Linked DNA regions of Homo sapiens: region 2 is linked to region 1. A link is a contact called in ENCODE Hi-C data. All regions are on one chromosome and are shown on one strand. The core of a region is the stretch at or near the end of the contact, and the rest is flanking DNA. Distances in the headings are between cores, read along the strand shown.

What was found. Hi-C counts contacts between places; a loop is a spot of excess contacts on that map. Pooled maps may share reads with other maps.
Region 2: a loop to region 1 is called in a map of dorsolateral prefrontal cortex, with 1.9 times the contacts of the local background. The contact joins the promoter of SLC6A2 here to the enhancer-like site in region 1. A Hi-C loop is called at or near these places in 1 of 168 maps with a recorded cell type or tissue (dorsolateral prefrontal cortex) and 1 of 50 pooled maps.

The regions. Positions count from the first base shown.
Region 1 is chr16:55,537,742-55,543,781 of GRCh38, reverse strand. The region is part of intron 8 of LPCAT2 (lysophosphatidylcholine acyltransferase 2); the gene reads right to left. Among named protein-coding and RNA genes, the nearest start is that of CAPNS2, 26 kb to the left of the region's middle. Within about 2 kb of position 4,486, at least 2 of the 41 ENCODE cell types and tissues checked have a DNase peak (open chromatin) inside an H3K27ac peak, as active enhancers do.
Region 2 is chr16:55,654,318-55,660,489 of GRCh38, reverse strand. It overlaps SLC6A2 (solute carrier family 6 member 2), which reads right to left and starts at 4,502. Exons shown (of 15, transcript NM_001172501.3): 1 at 4,321-4,502; 2 at 3,522-3,846. The coding sequence starts at 3,795. It overlaps LOC124903693 (a long non-coding RNA gene), which reads left to right and starts at 4,377. Exons shown (of 2, transcript XR_007065075.1): 1 at 4,377-4,891. RefSeq lists an enhancer at 3,715-4,250.

The DNA.
Region 1 (6,040 bases), core at 3,237-5,736:
CTGTCAAATGAAAAAATTTAACTAAACGATCTCTGAAGTCCTTCCCATTGGAATTCTGTGTGTGGCTCTCTATTTTGCATAGTTGTTTTTTAAGATAGAAAAATAAACTAAGCCACCAGAGGTCCCCACATCCTTATATATCTAGAATAACTATCTTGGCAAAGAAATATTTCTAAAAATTCCCTGCATCCTGATCTAGTAAAATTTCTTGTATTTGCTTAGTATAAAATCCAAGAAAAAAACAGTAAGTTGAAATTAATGTTCATAAAATCTCTAACAAAACAGTGTAAGAAATTAAAGTTTTTAATTGCCATATAATTCTTCATTTTTTAAAAAAGTCAAACAACCATTTGTAATACACTTGATTTAGGTCATAAAAGGTCATACTGAAAACCTTGAAAAATAAATTGCTGCTACACTGTTAACCAAACATAATACAATGAAATACAGGTTTGGTTTTATATTAGTGCAGGTAGTATTTTTCATAAAATGATTTTTAATAACTCTCATATTGGCGTGACATCTTATTCTTAAGGAATAAAGTTCCACTGAGAGTACAAAATAATTAAAATCCTAAATTTGACACCCATGGGCCTTGGAGGCCCCATTCCTCCTAAGAAGCAATTCAATGGAAATTCTAATAAAAAGTCACCTCTCCTAGAATAAGACCTTGCCCTCTATATCACATTTCCATTTTGTACAGTCATTCAAGGCTCACAGTATGAATGTATCCTTTATTTGGAAAGGAAAATCAATCAAAGAGAGGTGAACATGATTGCCACTATCTTTTATGGTTCCCAACAGACATCTATATACCCCAATGACTTCAAGCCCCCAAGTTTTCCTTTCTAACTTCATCTTCTCTCAGTATCCTCATTACTCACATTGATGACTCACTTGACATCTTGCCACAGATATTCTTCTAGACTCTACCTCAGCCATGGAAACAAACTTATGACTCTAATCTCTGCTAAGTTCTTCAGTTTCCCCTCATTATCCATTAGTGTTTATTTCTTCCCTAATCTGGTCTTGCATAGACCATGACAACCTAATGGTCACATCTGGATCAATCATCCCTCTTTATCCACTCCCTCTGGCAACATCTCCCTGACTATCTACACTGGACTTGGGAGTCGGATACTTCTGTATGACCTGTTACTTAGAATCTTTCACTTCTGCCATGCCCACAGTGCCAATCACACATCCTCAGCCACCTCTCCTGATCTTGCCTTCATATTCCTGTTAGGGACCACTGAGAGATGCTAAAAATGTTACATATGTTCCATGCTTTTCAAGTTGCAATTCCACTTTTACCTCACTCTTGTGAGGTACAAATGGTACTTCACTTTCAACTTTATAAAGAAGACAGCTTATGTGAATGTATTCCCTTCTATTGCACCTGAAATTGGCTTCACAGCTCCACTCCCCTCTCCTTTCAAATACAGTATTCTCTGTACCTTCCCCATACTTAACTTTGCACCATCCTGTCCCAGATGAGGAGGAGACTAAGCGACATGTTTCTCAGGTTAACATCTCATTTGTGCTTTTGGTCCCAGAGTCCCCCACTTCCTCTTGGTCCTTAGCATACAAGCAATATATAAAATTCTTCAGCCTACTATTTAAGACATCCATCAACCAAAGCCAGTCACTTACATAGATTCTCAGTATCACTAAAGCTAGTTTATTCATTTTTTCTTGACTACATCAAGCACATTCCTTTCTACTAAAAAAATGATGAGGAAGATTGAAGAATTATGACACTATAATCAATCTTTTATTTTTTCCTTGTAACAGAAAATAATTTTAAAAGGACAATCTTAACAAATGTGCAGTTCTAGTTCTTTGTGTAATTCTTCTTTTAAATCTTCGAAGAGAAAAAATGCAAAAGAAGGAAGATATTTTTAAACAATGCTTGCTGCTTCCTTCCCAAAAGAACAGAAACATCTAGATGAGACAGAAAGTAAAAGTTAGTGCTTATTGAACACTTACTATGTGCCAGCACATAAGTAACTTTATTACTCCTCAAAACTCTATAAATTTTCTGTCATTATCCCCATTTTTGTCAGTGAGAATGCAGGCTTAGAAAGGTTTAATTTTCTCAAGTACATACAGGTAGGTAGTAACAGGATTAGAACAAAAACTCTAGTTAATACCCTTTTTATTTCTCTATTAGTATTCACAAATTCCAGAATTTTACCAAGTTCCAGAAGAAATTAGCTTTGTTAGAACAAGTATATATGTAGGGTGTGTGTGTGTGTGTGTAGTTGTATGATTGAGGTTTTCTAAAAGGCTCATTTTAGATTAAAAACTACAAATAATTGTAGTGCATTTGGATACTTAAATAAACTATATAAATGTCTTTGAATCTTCCCTAAGTAATTAGCTCTCTAAAGATCTTAAAAGTGATATGTACATGTAGCTGTTGATCATAATACTCATTATTAATTGCAATCTTTCCCTAAATCAGAAATTCTTTTTAAATTAAAAAAACAAACCTTTCTATTACTTTAAGGAAATGAAAAGCCCACAACAGAGTATTTTAGGCCTAATGCTAGCCACTATAAGCTCACTATAAGCTTTTAAAGGAATTTTCCTAAAGAAAACACAATAGTCTCCCTTATCTGGGATTTTGCTTTCCGTGGTTTCAGTTACCAACAGTCAACCATGGTCCAAACACATTACATGAAAAATTCTGGAAATAAACAATTCATAAGTTTAAATTGCATGCCATTCTGAGTAGGGTGATAACATTTCATGCTATCCTTCTCTATTCTTTCTTCATCACAAGGAGAAGAGGGATGAATATAGTACAATGAGATGTTGACAGAGAGAGAGAGACCACATTCACATTCAACTCTTATCTATATTGCTACAACTGTTCTATTTTATTATTAGTTGTCACTGTTAATCTCTTATTGTGCCTATTTTATAAAATACATTTTATCAGAGGTATGTGTGTTTAGGACAAAAGTTAGTATATATAGGGTTTGGTATTTCTTGCAGTTTCAGGCATTCACTGGGGGTCTTGGAACATATCCCCTACAGATAAGGGGGGACTTATTATATATCTAATATGCCCACTACAGACAATTTTTATTTATCTATAATATATACTAAATGGCTTCTAAAGTCAACACGCTTTTAATGCAAACTGAGATATAGCCTATGAAGGAAACTGACTGCACAGTCAGTGTAAATGGCTTGTTTCCATTCATAAACTAGCTGCGGCCCACTTAGTGCTTTATAGTGTGACATAGCATGTATTCTCTCTCATGAGATAAACTAACAGACTCTTAATTCATGTCACATTTTGTAATGTTTCCTACTAGCTATTTCATTCCCTATGCCCTAAGCCATATCCTTATAAAGGGATACTTGTGAAACAGCTGGTTAATAAAAGTATGACTAAAAGATACTTTAAGAACACCCATTATGCCACATTAGAATTCAAAGAATAACTTTTAGTAGAACCATTCTGTAGACAGACAACTTCATCATTGTTCAAGGATGCCAGAAGAACAATTACACAGGACATGAGGTTTAGAACTAACTATATTTTTAAGATCCAAGAGTCGAGAAAATAATAACCTTTTCAAAAATACTGTATGTCTCTATGTTGGGAAGCAGAGAGGGCTGGGAAGAGGTGGTAAGAAAATATTCCTAAATATTAGACTCATTATATCTTAGATATCTAATGATTTTGGTAATTAAAGACTTTGGTAGTCATGATTACTGAGGGGAGACTTGTGAAACTAAAGGATATGGCAGCCAACATAATGGGGTGTCATGTGACTCACAAAAGCAAGACTGTCTAAAACGGCACTTTGATAATTCATTCAAAGTTCATTTGAAAAACCATAAAATTAATACCATATTCTTGAATAATATATCTTGAATTAGGTTTACCTAATATTCAAGAAGTTCTAAAAACATGTTTAAAATAAGATAGTAACAAGGATTTCCATCAATTTAAAAAAAAAGAAAAAAGGGGGTTACTTGAGAACAACCAAGACAATTGAAACTGGAGCAACTAAATGTACTGAGACCACAAACCAATCTCAAGCTGGGCCTCAGCAGACGTAGTGGAAAAGCTGGAGCCTCAGAGATGGCCCAGCTCTTACAGAGCTTCAAGCCAGGGTGTGGTATACTTAGTGCCTGAAGGGCTGCTGGGATACATTTTCAGTTAAATCCAACAGTGAGTATTAAAATATTAAAATATCATAAAGTATTTAGGAGTCACCTGGGTGAAAGGGGGAGTCATAAATTTAAAGTAAACATAATTAAAATAAGAATATTTGTACTAAATTTGAAGTCCACAAATTCCCATCCTCTTGTTCTGCACTACGATTCTAATTCATCAAATCTCTGTCGACGCGGCTATTTTCAAGCAGCTGAAAGTCATTTTATTTGTGAAGTTATGGAACAAAGAATACATTGTTTTCTTTGCCAGAAAAATATGATCCAAACAGGTCTCAGAACTGGCTGGAGAATGCAAATATCGTAATTAAAAAAAAAAAAGACAGAAAAAAAAAAAGAAAGCCATGACACAGAAAGGAAATGTGGTAATAATGGTCATGACAAAAAAAAAAAGAGGAATCTGAATACCTCTGTTGTAATGCAGTTTGACCACTGACATGCTATGGCAAAAAAGACAGCTTTGTATACATTTCTACATGTGTTGCTAGATCTTGTTTTAGCTACAGAGGGGTACATTGAGAGGAAGAGACAATATCTTGCAGAGAAGATAGCATGGCTTTTTTAAAGTATGAGTTTTCTTGTTTTTTTAGAAAAGTGAAACAGGCCTAGACTACCTGAGCAGCTATTAAAGAAGCAAGAGCAGTGCTCAGAGTATTTAGAAATATTATGATATAAGGCTTCCTGAAGTGTATTCTATAGAACACTGGTTCCGGGAGATATCTAGAGAAAAAGGTTCTGTAAGTCAGACATTTCAAAGGCACTGAGTAGTCTTGAGAAAAAAAAAATTCATTTTGTTTCCCTTGATACTTCCAAATGTTATTAAATTAGTTTTTGTTCCCCAGGAACCTCTAAGAAAAACCCAAGAACAAGTGTGGGTTTTCTTTTTTTTTTTTTTTTTTTTTTTTGGCCACAGTGAGAGATAACTGAACTGGTTTTAAAAGTGGGGGTGTATGAAATATAATTAATAAACAGATATTTTCAAGACAGGCAGAAAACATGCAAATCTCAAGAAAATTTCACAAAACTCATTCTGAAATGTAATTTGCCCTCCTAAATCATTTGGTATTACTGACAGTCTCTAAATGGCCAAATCACTAAGCTATCTAGCAAAGCAAAATAGTATTCTTGTGAATTAAATTCCACAGTCCTGTCACTTAGGCACTAGACCCCACTCAGAACTCTGCATGACACAGGCAAACTTAAGGTTTTCGTTACACAATCCATGGATGCAATTAGAAAATCTAGGAGACCCATTATCAAACCATCTCTCTTCGGAGACTACCTGAGGGTACTGCTAAAACCGACTGGATGCTGAATTCAGGGTTCTACTCTACATCATATCTAGAAACTAAGAACAGCTCTAGAACCAACCTTTAGAGCCTTAAAAACCTGGTCAAAATTTTCAGAATGTTGTAATAACTCCTCTCTCACTACCTGCCACTGTAATTCAAACCAAAAGACTGTCCTGTGGATGATGATATGTGCTGCCTCCCAGATAGAATTTCCTTGGGCTTTTCATGTGCAGGGTGATTTCACAGTGAAGGCTTCTGACCTCTATGTCTCTCCCCTAGACCCCAAGTAGCATCTCTTAGCTTTCACAAAACATTTTCTTTAAGGAGGTGTGGGGCTCTATCAGCTATGGTCAGTTCCTTTTGTCAGGATGTGAAAATATATCATTCAATTTGGCAGAGGTCAGCATTAAAGGAGTAAAAAGATGAGAGCAAGGTGATGCCCCTCTGGCCAGCCAGGGTGGTTACATGTTTCAAGTTCCCAGAATCTAGAGGTGTTTTCTAACATGATTTCAAGGGCTAAATCTGACAGCCTAGGTTTATATACACAATTT
Region 2 (6,172 bases), core at 3,253-5,752, 120 kb before region 1:
GGAGGCCTCCGCAGAGATAAAGCCCAGAGGGAGCTAGCTGAGCATGTCTGAAGGGATGAGGGGTAAGTGAGAGAAGGAGTTACCTCATAGTCTGAGATGGAGGGCTGCACTGCTCCCTAACACCAACTGTGAACATCCTAACCAGAAATGGAAATTCACTGGTATAATATCCCCACCCCTTAGCCTGGCTTTCAAGGCCTCTGCAGCCTGGCCCCAACTTGCCCCTGCACCCTTATCTCTCCTGGCTTGCCCTGCAGCCAGCCTGCACTCCTGTTCTCTGAGATGATTCCATGTACATTCCTGCCCCAGGTGCACAGCTGGAGATCTCCTCCCTTCTCACCGCTTGTCTGCACCTTCCCCATCCAGAGCAGCTGAGCTTCAACCACAGCCCACCTCCTCCCAGCCCTTCCTAAGCAGCCCTTCCTCAGGCCTTTAGAGCATTTGTCTAAAGCACTTGTCTCTCCATCCATTTCATACATCATCATAATGACATTAACAAAAATCAGCAGCCACCTTTCCTAAGGCCACAATCCATGCCAGGCTCTCCATGAGTTATTATGTTTGGTCCCCACAACAATGTTCTGAGCTGAGCACCATTATTTCCATTTGACAAGTGAGGAAACTGAGGCTTGGAGACTTGCCAAAGCCTTACAGCTAGAAACTGGAACCCAGGACTCCACAGCTAAGACCACTAATGAATAGGCTGCCCCTGCCCCACTGTTGTATGTGGCTTCACTTTATTAGTTACCACTGAGTGTTTCTGTTGTTGTTTCTGAATACGGTTGGAGGTCTTTGAGGGCTTGGAGCATTTCATTAGCTTATTCAACAGCAGTTTCTTGGGCACCTTCTACCACATTCCTGTGATCTAGGACTTATCTTGGGCATTAGAAACACAGAGATTAAAAAGTCACAGTCTCTGCCCTCATTGTGCCTTTTCCTGTTTGGGAGACAGACCCACAAAGAGACAAACCACCAAACAACTTGGAGTGAGCTGTGTTTTGAGATAGCAAGCCCGGGAGAAAGTGCCCTCGGTCAGCTTCACCTAAAGACTGGAACTCGTGACAAGTTTGCTCCATTTTGCATCCTAAGAACCTGGTTTATAGTACACTGCATACAACAGGTGCTCTTTATTTTGCTGGCAATGACTAAAGAGCACACAGTGTCAATGAAAGCCCTGGAATATCCATCTAGCTGACTTGTCAAATTGGCCATCTGGATGCTTTTAGTTTCAACAAACACATAGAGCAATGGGAAGAACTTCTAGCAGCATGACAATAAAGACTCGGGTGATTAAAGCTCCTGGCAGGCAGAAGTGGTGGTTCATGCCTCTTGGTGACCGTGACCCCTGCAGAGCCTAGCATTGTGCCTCACGCCAAGAGGAACCAGAAAAATATTACTGATTAATGACAGAGCCTTCCACTGTCTAGAGACAAGCAGTCTGGGGCGGTCACTGAGGACAGGCGGGATGGCGGGTCTTAAGGTCTCTCATTCATCATCTCCCTGCCTCTTAAAAGATACAGAGAATCTGCATTTTCTCCCTTCCTGGGCCCAAACAGCCATGCTTAAACCTGCCCAGTAACGCTTGAGAGGCTGCAGCCGCCAAAGGTGGGAAAGTTTCACCTCTGGATTAGCTTCTCCTTTTCTCACCTTTCTCTCTCTGCCCATGACCATCCCAGGGCCAGACACAAACATTGAGCCCGCAGAGTCACAAGTTGTTTCCCCACGGATCAGGCCCCAGACCTCAGATGCCCCTGAAGCTCAGGACTGCTGTTCCAGCTATCTGGTCTCAGAGTATCTGACAATGACAGACCCATCTCAGGAGGTGTCAGGGAGACCATGGACGCAAACCTCCATCTGTCAGCTCCAACCTTGGGTTAACTTTCTCGTTGGAAGAGCTAACTGCTTTCTTACTCAAGATCCTCTGCTCAGAGCCACCTGTGCTCTATGGTGATCCCACTCCTTTTTTTTTTGAGACAGAGTCTTGCTCTGTCACCCATGGTCCAGGCTGGAGTGCAGTGGCGTGATCTTGGCTCACTGCAACCTCCACATCCCGGGTTCAAGTGATTCTCCTGCCTCAGCCTCCTGCGTAGCTGGGATTACAGGCGTGCACCACTACGCCCAGCTAAGTTTTTGTATTTTTAGTAGAGACGAGGTCTCACCATGTTGCCCAGGCTGGTCTCGAACTCCTGAGCTCAGGCAATCTGCCCACTTTGTCCTTCCAAAGTGCTAGGATTATAGGCATGAGCCACCATGCCCGGCCCCACTCCTTTTTTGCAAACACCAAGTATTGCCCGTCCCAAAGCAAGTGTCCAGAGTACACATAGAAGCAGAGTTGTAAGTCCTAGAGCCTGTGAACAGGTCATGAGCTTTCCCTCTACCCAGCTCCAAATTCTTGCCCTTCCTCCCTCTGACCTCCCTTAAGTCCAGAGTCACAGCTACCGCCAAGCAATGCAGCCCAGTGGAGAGAGAGAGGCTTTCAGAGCTGGGTCCCCCTTCTCCAATTTCTTCCTCAAAAGGTCTATTTTCCCACACTCTTTGCAGGGTACCTCTGAGCTCATCCCAGCAAAAGTGGCAGGAGCAAAGCCCCTCAGGAAGGAGCTAGGGGGTGGGGGCCAGCACCCTGACTTCCAGACCGCTTCCCTGGCCCGGGGTTCTATGTTATTCTTCCTGGATTGGCTGTAGGTGATCTCTAGGCTCTCATTTTCAGGCAGGTGGCCAGTTGGACCATCCAGCAGAAGGGGGAGAGAGTGTGGCTGTTCCACTGGAGTCTTCTTCAGGCCCCTCTCCCACTCCTCCCTGCAATGCGGCTAGAACTTGAGGAGGTAGAGGTTTCACCCCAATCATCTGGGCCTCCTGCCTTGAGGACCAGGCCAGTTCTTGGCACCTACTGGCCTGATTCCACCTGGGCTGTGCTCCCTGAGAATGGCATTATTTCTGATACTGGCTTCTTCTTGTGTGTTTCTATCCCCAAGACCACAGGGCCTCCCCAGGTGCCTTCAGAAAACCGAAGTATTCCCACTGCTTCTGGCCCAAAGGTTCCTGCCCCCAGGCTCAGAGTGCTAGATTTAGGGTCACTGTGGGCCTGGTTGTCAAATCCCACCCACTTCTGGTGCCCCTTCAAGAGCTCTTGGAATCTCCACCTCCCTTCCAGCAGACCATCAAAAGGTCAGGCTCCCCCACCCAACCTGGCACCCCAGATTCTGTCCTTTCCATCCATACCCCTACCATGACTTTAGGGTCATGACTCGATTTCACTCTTCTGCTGTTTTGCTTCCAGGGTGCCCAATCCTGACACTTCCGCTGGAATGAGCTCGAGGTACTCTGCAAAGAGCCTGGGAAAATGACCTTCCAGAGGACTCCAATCTTTTTTTTTCCCGTTAGCCCTGTCCAGTTCTTTCTGCGCCCCAGATTTGCCCCTGTCTCCTCGCCTCCCTTCCGTGTGTATTCCAGCTCCTGTCCCAGCCACCGCTGCAGACAGTGGACCTCCCAGATTCAAATTCCCAGCCCGACCCCACGCTCACCGCCGCCGTTCTTGTAGCAGAGGTAGGGGAAGCGCCACACGTTGGCCAGGTCCACTGCGAAGCCGACTACGGACAGCAGGAAGTCGATCTTCTTGCCCCAGGTCTCCCGGGGCTGCGCGTCGCCGTCGCGGGGCGCCAGCAGGCACTGGACGCCGTTGCGCTCCTTCACCACCAGCAGCTCCGCAGTTTTGCGCGCCCGAAGGGGCTGCTCTGGACCCGTGTCCGCCCCGTTGTTCTCGGGCTGCACCTGCGGGTTCATCCGCGCCAGAAGCATGGATGCGGCTGGCGAGAGGAACTTTACCGGTCCTGGGGGCACGCCGAGGCTCTGCTTGGATAAAGGGAAAAGAGGTGGTTACCCGGCCGTTCCTCCCTACTTGCAACTCCCAAGACCACCCGGGAGCGCCTTAGACACTGGGATGAGCGCGCGCTGAGCGGACGCAGGGTTCCCAGAAAAGGGCGCGCGTCCGCTGGAAAAATTTGGAAACAGAGGTTGGGGCACGCCGGAACTCAAGAGTTGGAGACTTCTGACAGCCCTCTGGGGGCGGCTGAAGACCCTGCAGCACTTTTCCTCGTTCACCCACTCTCGCCTGCCCCAAATGGCTGGGATTGAACTCACCGAGGCTGAGGGCAGCGTGCCGACCCCCTCCCCAGCTCAGGTCCGCGACACTTCAACAGCCACAGGAGCCTTCTCGGACACTTAACGTCACTGCACTACAAACTCGCTAGCCCTCTGCTGGCGCGTCTCGGCCCGGGCCTCCCAGGCAGACCTAGCCCTGTCCCGCGCTCAGGGCGCACTCACGTGTCCGGCGGCGAGGGGATCCCTGGTGCCTTGCGCCCTGCCGGCCCCCGACCGGCGGCGCCTTGGCAGGCTCTAGGGCGCGGGCTGGGGCTGGGCTCCGCCGTGTGGCGTTCGGGCGGGGCCGGGGAAGAGCTGGAGGCGCGGGGCGGCCGGCAGGGCGCGGGCTGACTGGTTCTGGCCGTGCCTGGCGGGGGCCGGGCTGGTAATGTAGCCTGCGCCCCAGGTAACGCGCCGATTGCATTAACCCAGCGCCCGGCCCGCTCCGTCTGGAGCCTGTTAGCGCTAATGGAGACTGACAGCGCGGCCGGGGATGGGCAGGGGCGGGAGGGTGGCGCGGGTTCCCAGGGATCTGGGGGACTCGGGCGCGCACTCCCTTTCTATCCTGCGCCGAGCACCGCTCGCCGCTCCCAAGGACACCAGGCCTCTGATCTCCCACCACGGGGAGCGAGTGACAGACTCTCCAGAACTGGGGTCTGCGTCGCGTCAGAAAGGAGGCCAAAAAAGGACTGGGGAAGCAGCGACCGGTGCAGCACCAGCTCTGTCTTCCGCAGCAGGCCACTTAAACTATCTGGTCAGTTTCTTTATCAACGAAATGGGAATGTGCGGCTCAGGGCCCAGTGCTGCAAATAGGCGGCCAGCGGGCTGTTGGGCAGTTTTGTTTGAGCGGCTTAGCATGTTGACAGGTCACAGCCCAGCACTTACTCCTGCATCTCTGTTATTTATGGGCAGGGTAGCAGGTCATTTGAGGTTGTGACCCGTGTTCTGTGAGGCTGAGAACTACTATTTATTCTTTCAATTATTCATTCATTCACACCTTCACACATTTGTTCTTCCATATGCCCGCTGTGTGCCAGGCACTGTTCCGGGCTCTTGGATTACACTGGCGCAACATAACTCGGAGATTCCTGACCTCATGGAGTTTACATTCTGCTGGCGGAGACAGAGGAAACGGGAAACATAATAAATACACACGTTATATGATGGGTGAGGGAATGGGGGGACAGTGGGGCTGCAGTTTGCATACGGGGTCAGGGAATTTGAGAAGGTAACAATTAGACAAGTAAAGGAGTGAGCCATTTGGACCTGAGAGTCGTTTTCTCATTCATTCACTCATCTATTGATTAATGTATTAATCCCTTTAGCAGATGCTGATCATCTGCTGTGTGCGTGAACAGTGCTGGCTAGAGAGGAGATAGCCCCTGCCTTCAAGGAGCTCCCAGACCAGTGTATAGAGTCTATCACAACCCAGTGTGGTCAGGATGTGTTGTGACCACAGATGTGTGGAAGTAGGGTGGAGCTGAATCAGCAAGGGAAGCATCCTGTTGATCCAAGGAGGCTTCAGAGAGGTGGCCGTGCTAAGTGGGTTGGGTGGGGCTTGGATCAGCCCAGCCACACTGACCTTTCCATTCTGTAAACATCCTAAGCTCAAACCCACCCCAAGACCTTTACACTTGCTGTTTTCTCTGCCTGAGTTGTTCAGGTCTCAGTCCAGAGGTCCCTTCCCGACGACTCAAATCGAAAATACACGCTCACTCTATCCTATCACCCTATTTATTCATTTGTTACATCGCTATCCGAATTTGTCCTAGTTGTTTAACTTTATGTCCCCCCTTGGGTGGTATGTGAGCTCCATGAGCACAGGGACCTTGTCTGTCTTTTACAGCACGTGTTCTGGCACCTGGAACGTACTAGAGCATCAACCAGCCTATGAAGTGAATGAGTTAATGAATGAAAGAATGGTGGTGTGTGGCGGTGTTTAGAGCATCTGTACCAGAGGGACAATCGTGACAAATGTCCTCTGGGCAGGATGCAGAGGGGAGAGGAAGGGAAACCTAGAGGGGTATGGGTTCCC